Linked DNA regions of Homo sapiens: region 1 is linked to region 2. Evidence: chromatin contacts called from ENCODE Hi-C or POLR2A ChIA-PET data. All regions are on one chromosome and are shown on one strand. The core of a region is the stretch at or near the end of the contact, and the rest is flanking DNA. Distances in the headings are between cores, read along the strand shown. Region 1 overlaps MYO5A (myosin VA). Region 2 overlaps MYO5C (myosin VC).

Region 1 (3,353 bases), core at 565-3,064, 62 kb before region 2:
GAGCCCCTGCACCCAGCCTATCAGCAGGCTCTTAAGGCTACTTCCAGCTACACTTTCTTTCCCCATGCATGCATTTTCCATGTTTCCACAACTTCTTCATTTCCCTTCTGTGGGCTCATAGTGTTCCCTTTGCTTTCATAGGCCACAGTTAACTAGCTATTTGAGACATCAAAAGCTGAAGAAGCCATGGGAGATGGCAATGTTTTCTTCAGATGTCCCTTAAAACGTCATTAAAGCACCCTAGGTTGGCAAAAATTTAGGAGGTAACACAGATACCAAGGTCAACTTCAGCCAGTTTTTCTATTGCTTTGCCTGTTTCTATTGGCTGAATAAGAAGTTCGCCTCAAAGAAGCCCCAATCTAAATCCTTACCCCCATCTCCCAGTCATTTAACAGCAACAACAAACATGCCGGTTCTAGGGAATCTGTGTTTAGCACAATTAAATAGCAAGATGAACCAGACGTGGCCTTTGCTCTCAAGGGGCTTGCTGTCAGGGAGTGGACATCTCAGAAACATTCTAAGGGAGGCATAAGCCAAATGCTAAGAGAGCACAACAGGGAAGCAGCCGGGCCACAGGTGAGAAGACGAATTCTGGGAGATGGAGGTCAGCCCAAGGGCCCACTGCTGTTGTGGGAAACCCAGAATAAGGAAGGGCCCAGCTCTCCAGACCCATACCACTCCCCTCTCCCACGTTTTCTCCAAGATGGTTGTCAGTGCCCTGCTTTTCTTACTGTTTTTGCCTCTGGGGCTCAGATAACATGGAGAATGCTTATCTTAACCCGAACTGCTACCTACCACTCTCAAAAGCCCACCCAAGACACACACACTTGTTCTATCACAAGGCTACTGCTTCTTAACGCTTCTTATTTTAGAAAAGACACCATTAAGTTTACTTAGATTCATAGTAAATTTTTGCAATTAAGAATTATTCCTTCAGTAAAGTTTAAAATCCGGAAGCCCTTTTGTAGTGAAGTTCCTTTTCCCTCTATTTTGGCACCCAGATCATTTTTTTCTTTTTTGAAATGGAGTCTCTCTCTGTCACCCAGCCTGGAGCCCAGATATGTGGTCTCAGCTCACTGCAGCCTTTGCCTCCCAAGTTCAAGTGATTGTCCTGCCTCAGCCTTCTGAGTAGCTGGGATTACAGGCACACGCTACCACGCCTGGCTAATTTTTGTATTTTCAATAGAGACGGGGTTTCCTTATGTTGGCCAGGCTGGTCTTGAACTCCTGGCCTCCAGTGATCCACCCACCTCGGCGGCCTCCCAAAGTGCTGGGATTACAGATGTGAGCCACCGTGCCCAGCTAATTTTCCTAAGTTGAATGTGCATGTGTTTGTGCACATGGATATGTGCACATGAAAGGTTCCCTTCCACATCATCTCCTCTAACAATTGAAATACTCCTGCAGTCTCAGGCATGCTGGAACATGAAACGATTCAGGGCGTGTCTGGGGTGAAGCCCACAGGGTTGAGAAAGCGAACCTCCAGTATCGCCGATGAGGGCACCTACACACTGGACTCCATCCTCCGGCAGCTCAACTCCTTCCACTCGGTCATGTGTCAGCATGGCATGGACCCTGAACTGATCAAGCAGGTGGTCAAGCAGATGTTCTACATCATAGGGGCCATCACCCTGAACAACCTTCTCCTGCGGAAGGACATGTGCTCCTGGAGTAAAGGCATGCAGATCAGGTGAGCAAATGCCAACACCTGCGACAGTGTCTTTTTGCTGCCCAGCTGGCCTGCCAGGGTTGTGGAGAGCTGATGACTTGTTTTCAGTTCTTGCATCTCATGTCTGGTGCCATGTGGCCAAGCAGCAAGGGAGAAACTGGCACGGAGCCACTTTCCCTTGCCTGGCTGGATTTCACCACATCTCATTATTGCTCCCTGTCTGTACCCTGCCAACAGGTTCTTCACATTCTTGATAGGAAACCCTTTTCCACTGTGAAGCTTGCTTATTTGGGGGAGTGAAGAGATGATGCAAAAATACACAAAGATGAGATAGCTGCTTCCTCTCCTTATGTGTGTGTTTTAATTATACAATAAGAAATTATTAAATTATAATAATGAAGATTTCTAATGTTTGATTGCTCTTAGAAATATATTTTTGGAAAAATACCTTTTTGTACCTATGGCAACAAGAACAGGTCTGATAGATCTTTTACTAATTCTTAAAATATCCCCCCTCTATATTTTAAGAAAAGCTGCACTTAATTTTATGCCCAATACTCCTCAGCATAACCTCATTATTGTAACATAATTTTTTTGCAAATTTTTTTTTTTTTTTTTTTTTTTGAGATGGAGTTTTGCTCTTGTTGCCCAGGCTGGAGTGCAATGGCGCCATCTCGGCTCACTGCAACCTCTGCCTCCTGGGTTGAAGCAATTCTCCTGCCTCAGCCTCCCAAGTAGCTGGGATTACAGGCATGCACCACCACACCCAGCTAATTTTTGTATTTTTTGTAGAGACAGGGTTTCACCATGTTGGCCAGGATGGTCTCAAACTCCTGACCTCAGGTGATCCACCTGTCTCGGCCTCCCAAAATGCTGGGATTACAGGTGTGAGCCACCGTGCTGGGCCACAAATTTTTTATTTTAAAACAGCTAGAATATTCACCAAGAGGAGGGAAAAATGATTTCTCCTATCAAAGTCTTAGTAGTTACTCAATCTCAGGAACTGTTAGTGTTCTTTTCAAATTTTCCATCCTGACTTACATTGAAGTGTAGTGAATTTTAAGACAATAATGCCTTCCTCTCAGATAGTGGAGCATATTTCTCTATAAGCTCTGCATGGAAATGTGGAGCCACCTGTCGCAATATTATGCTGGCCCCTATTTGCCTGGTTGCTAAGTGCTGATTGTGTGTCTATTGACCTCAGTCTTAGGACTGCTGCCACTTGGTTGGCTATTTTGTGAAACCTACAATGTCTTTGTAGTTTGTCTCTGTCACCATTTGGAGTCTTTGTCTCTTCCAGTGGCCCTCCCTTGCCTCTCTCTCCTTTCATCCCGGAGCTTTCTCAGGCCACCATCTTCATCTCCTAGGCTCTTCCCTTAAGGCTTCAGCACAGGTATATGTGGGGCTTTTGGTTATTCAGTTACCTGATTTGGAGTTTGCCTTAAGAGAGAGTGCTTCAAGGATTATCAAGTCTCACCCTGCAACAGCAACCCAGCTCTGAAATTGTAAGAGAAGCTACAAAGTGTTTTCTGGCCAGCTCCCCAATAAAGACAGAGCTACATTATGTTATTCTATTTTGTTTATTAGCAAGTCTAATAACTTTTGCCATAATGACTTCATTTCCATCTTCCATTAAAGAGAATTACATTATCTTGTCATTTAGTCTTATATAATGGTGATTATA
Region 2 (4,601 bases), core at 215-2,714:
TTCCTCTCAAAAATTCTAACAATAGCCTGTTTGCTGCCACCCTTGAGTTCATGATACGCCTCCAAAAAAATCAGCTTTCCTCTAGGCAGCAGGGCTGCAGCCTGGGGCCAAGCCTTTCCCGCCCCCTCCAGCAGCCTCGCTTCTAGGCTAACCCTCGCCTAGGCATACCTGCAACTTTTGAGAAAGCTCTTTTTGACTTGGAAATAAGGAAGCCTCAAAGGAAGACTTAGCATCTTTGAAAGCCAGTAAAGCTGAAGCTGTGAGCTTCAAGGTCTAAGCTGAGAGTGAATGAAGGCTGGTGACTCCCCAGCCTGTCGTGTATTTATGTTCTTTGGACCCAGAGTTGGAAAAACCTGGGTCTGGGGGTCAGACCCCTGGGAATGAGCTCCGTAGCATACCAGTTACGTGACCTCAAGAAAGTCACAGAACCTCTCCAAGCCTTAGTTTCTGCATCTACAAGATGGGGCCTCTCTTGCAGGGTGATTTTGAACATATGATGGAAGAAATTATGCAGGTACCTTGAAAACCATAAGCATGGTTCCAGTGTGAAGTGTTTTCATAGCCAATGTGCCTCTAGCATTTTAAGTCACAGATCTAGGTCTTTCCATGGGTCCTAAACTTCAGATTTTTGTGCCCCAAAATAATGCATTGATGTTTGACATTTTGCCAGGTTCTAGAAAGCCCTGCCCTTGGCCCCAGCTGTGAGCTGCAGAGCTCAGTGAGACCCTTTTTAATCTTCCCCCAGGCCCAGCCCTGGCCTTGCTTCCATGAGCAGACCAGCCTCCGAATCTCTGAGCCACCAAGGCTGCGTGTGGAATGGGGCTGTCAGAGCTGCTATGAATCACCCTGGAGCTGTCTAGAGGACAGTCCAGGTTCTTACCCTGCCCAGGAATTCCAGATTGAGCCAAACCAGCTCAGTCAAGTGAGACTCCCAGGGGACCTGTGATAGGAGCCGGCAGGAACCTCTCAGGATTAGAGCGATTAAGAACAAAGCTTTGGAGGCACCAAGCACTGGGGTCGAATTGCATTTCTGGCACCACTTGCTGGCTGTTGGTCCTCACCATGGTCACTCCTTCTCTGACCCTCGTGTGTGACAGTGGAGTCACAGGAGCCCTTCACATAGGGCTGTGTTAGGGTTATAGGAGGTGACGTGCATAAATGCTGACACCTTAAAAGTGCTCAGCAAGCTGCCTTCCAGCAGGAGCTCATCTGGCCAGGTGGTAAATTTGGTGCCTCTGTTTTGTTCGGCCCACGTTTTGCAGAGTGGGATTATTCACTTAAAAGTCCCAGTTTTCTGACTTTTCTTAAGAATCAATTAATCTAACATCCTGGGCCGCATTCATCCATGGCTACATCCGGCAGGAGCTGAGTAGCAGCTGCCTCCCCAAGGGCTCCTCTCAGTTCTTGAGCTTGCAACTCCAAGGCAACTGCAGAGGCAGCTGATGAAAGTCTGAATATGGAAGCCAGCCATGTCTGTCTCGTCCCTGATGGGGTGTGCTGGGCTGTAGGATATGAAATGACTTTGCCCTTTTCCTCTAGGAGCTATGAAAGCACCCCTTAGGGAGGCAAAATTGTGCTGCAGTTGTGCTGCTCCTCCCCTCAACAGACAAGGAGAGAATAGGAAACCACATTGCCTTCTCATTGGAGGCACAGGCATCACAGTCAGGCAGCTTCGCAGCTAAGTTCTGACACAAGCTGTGTGACCTTTGGCAAGTTTCTTAACCTCTCGGGCTTATTTTCTGACCTATAAAGTCAGAATAATAATTGCCAATATCACTGTTGTTGTGCGGACTACACCATATGGTGACATGCTTATTTTAATGCCTGGCTTGAGGTAGGTGTTTTATACCTACCAGATTTCTTCCGGGGGACAACCAGGAAAAGGGTTATTTATAAACTGACTACTAGGATATCATTAAAACCAGAAGCTTTGAGGGGTATTTAAAACTTGTAGAAGACATAGCAAACGTTTAAGCTTTTAAGTGTCAAAAAATATCTATAAACAAATGCATATGTCTTGCTTCAGGTTATATTTTAACTTGTTTAAATTGTATTTCAGTTTTGAAACCTTTGATGTGAACAGCTTTGAACAATTTTGCATCAATTACGCTAATGAAAAACTGCAACAACAGTTTAACATGGTAGGTGACCTTTCTGCCTTCTTGACTAGTTCTCAGCCGCGCGCGCGCGCGTGTGTGTGTGTGTGTGTGTGTGTGTTCGTGGAAAGAGGCATTCTTCTTTCTTGAGGTTGCAAATTTTTATGCAAGGAGCCTCACGCTGGGTCACTGCACCACCTTGTGGCCAAATCTTGAAATCACACCCTCTCATCTATTTCATCTTTTTTGAATCACCTGCCAATGTGTGAGCCTCACTGCCCTTCTTGGATACAGACCCTCTGTGCAGCCAGACAAAACTATTTAGTTGGTTGCCTGAGGCCTCCACTTTCTTTCGAGCCTCTCTGTCTTTGCACTTGCTGCTTTCTCTGCCTTAACCCACGTGCTCCTGTTATTTCCCCATTGCTTTATCTTCACGTGGCCAACTCCAGCTTGTGTTTTGAGATCCAGCTTCCCTGAGAGCCTCCTGCGATACCTCCTGGCCTCTTCCTATGTGCTTCCTTATCGCAGGCCTGTCACATGGAATTATCATCATTTGCATGCAAGTTTCCAAATAGACTTGGTCACCTGGAGAGGCCAGGACTGGCATTCTTTGTCTCTCTCAGCCCAGTGCTTATCTCGGCACATGCAGCACTAAACAGCAGATGGCCAATGGATTATGGGAATGAGTTTCTCCAACCTTAATTTAGAACAAGACATATATGGTACCTTCCTAACTAACAATAAGATCAAATGTATCATCCCATGGAAACAGACAGGAGATGGATTCCAATTTTTTTTTTCCACTGGGAAGATTTGTTTATTCAAAAGACGTTTTTGAGTGTATACTGTGTATACCAGGTACCAAGTTAAGTGCTGAGGTAGAAAGATGAATAAAACAATTTAAAAAATGTTGAGTAAATGCTACTTGTGGCTGTTTGGGCATTTATTATTGCTATGTGTATTGAATACAATTTCAACCTCTTAAATCAGTTCCCTAGATGCAAGAACTTTATTGAATTCACTTTTGAATTCCCAACAGTACTGACGCCTTTCTGCTCCTAACAGAAGTCAATGAAATTAAAAGTTGATTGAACATCTTTCTACATTGGCCCTACCATGAAACTACTCTCATATTTTTTTTATAATTGCCTCCTTAACATTTATATTTGGCTCTGTTTCTGAAAAGCCATGAAAGCTAAAATGCTTTACTAACTCACATTTTCCCTTTAGCTTACATTCTAAACTTTGGCTACATGTTTATGGGAAGAATGGTGATTCCAGTTCATAATAGAAATCACACTTTAATACCCTAACAGTTACTCCAAGGAAAGGTTATACCTTTGTTAGTGTCCAGTCTTATGCTCCCTCAGAACCCCTGAGGAAAACATAGCATGACGTCTTGGAGAGTGTGGGCTTTGGCTCAAACTAAATTGGGTTTGAATCTCAGCTCTACCACCTCCCTCTGGGACCTTGGGTTCTCTGAGCCTCTGTTTCCTTGTTTTAAAAATGAGTCATCATTACACATTGTATGTATGTGTCAGAATATCACATGTACCACAAAACTATGTACAACTATTATGTATCAATTTAAAAAGAGTCAATAATAACTGTCTAATATTGTGAGAAGACCTAACATTGAATCCTACTCAGTAGAAGTTTCTTTTTTTTTTTTTGGCCCAGAATTAATTCATGTATAACCATTAAATTTCATTCCATTGTAAATTTCATTTCTTTAGCATTTGCAAGGCTCTCCTGGAAGTTTAACATTAATAACTACAGCTGAGGTTTATTCCAAGTGCATATTCAGTATAACTCACCTGAAGTCAAACTCTCTGTGGCTGCTACCCTGTTCCCTGGCTGCAATGGCGTGCTGCTCCCCAACATGTCCACCTTAACCTCAAAGTGACACTTATACCAGATGTCTTGCCAAAAATCACAAATCAGAGGCTGTAATTCTATTTTTTTTTTTTTGCTTTTGTTCTCCTCTCCTGTTCTTCTTCCTCTTCCACTTCCTCCTCCTTCTCTTCCTTTTTCCTCTTCTCCTTTTTCTGAGTCATCCATCAATGTGTAGATCCTCCCAGGAGGGGTAGTATCTTCAATTGTCAGCACAGAAAGCTTTGGGTAGGACTCTCCTGATCTCCAGTCCCCCTCTTCTGGCTGCCACTGGGCCTTGCACCTGATGCCCCCAGGGAGCTCAGCAGTAGCAAGTGTAGAAGTGCCGGTGCCACCTTCTCCTCTCAGCCCGCTTACCCTCCACGTGACTTTCTGTGGTCAAGTCACGCCATGGACCCCATGTCCTGAGCCTGACATTCATCCTGACCTCTTCGCTCCTCTTCCTCCTCCCTGAGTCCCAGCCATCAAGAGCATCGGGCTGAGTCCTCATTGGTCTCACTGCCTCCGGTTCTTCCCTCCTCTGAGCCATCCTCCAGGTCTCATCATAACCCCTCCGCCCTCCAGCGGGTCCTCACTGCTCCTAGAAAAAGGCCATAGGCCCAGAATTCTCTA

What was found. A loop is a pair of places that touch in the nucleus more often than their neighbours do. ChIA-PET counts read pairs that join two places held with the same protein, here RNA polymerase II (POLR2A). Pooled maps may share reads with other maps.
Region 1: a map of Right ventricle myocardium inferior shows a loop between it and region 2 (3-fold over the local background). The contact joins two enhancer-like sites. A Hi-C loop is called at or near these places in 12 of 168 maps with a recorded cell type or tissue (B cell, CD4-positive, alpha-beta T cell, GM12878 and 9 more), 23 of 37 single-sample maps with no recorded cell type and 17 of 50 pooled maps. POLR2A ChIA-PET finds 5 or more read pairs at or near these places in 14 of 52 experiments (CD4-positive, alpha-beta T cell, CD8-positive, alpha-beta memory T cell, IMR-90 and 11 more).

The regions. Positions count from the first base shown.
Region 1 is chr15:52,317,397-52,320,749 of GRCh38, reverse strand. It overlaps MYO5A (myosin VA), which reads left to right. Exons shown (of 42, transcript NM_001382347.1): 39 at 1,408-1,690. Among named protein-coding and RNA genes, the nearest start is that of MYO5C, 23 kb to the right of the region's middle. Within about 2 kb of position 1,814, at least 2 of the 41 ENCODE cell types and tissues checked have a DNase peak (open chromatin) inside an H3K27ac peak, as active enhancers do.
Region 2 is chr15:52,254,179-52,258,779 of GRCh38, reverse strand. It overlaps MYO5C (myosin VC), which reads left to right. Exons shown (of 41, transcript NM_018728.4): 11 at 2,060-2,141. Among named protein-coding and RNA genes, the nearest start is that of MIR1266, 21 kb to the left of the region's middle. RefSeq lists an enhancer at 887-1,463. Within about 2 kb of position 1,464, at least 3 of the 41 ENCODE cell types and tissues checked have a DNase peak (open chromatin) inside an H3K27ac peak, as active enhancers do.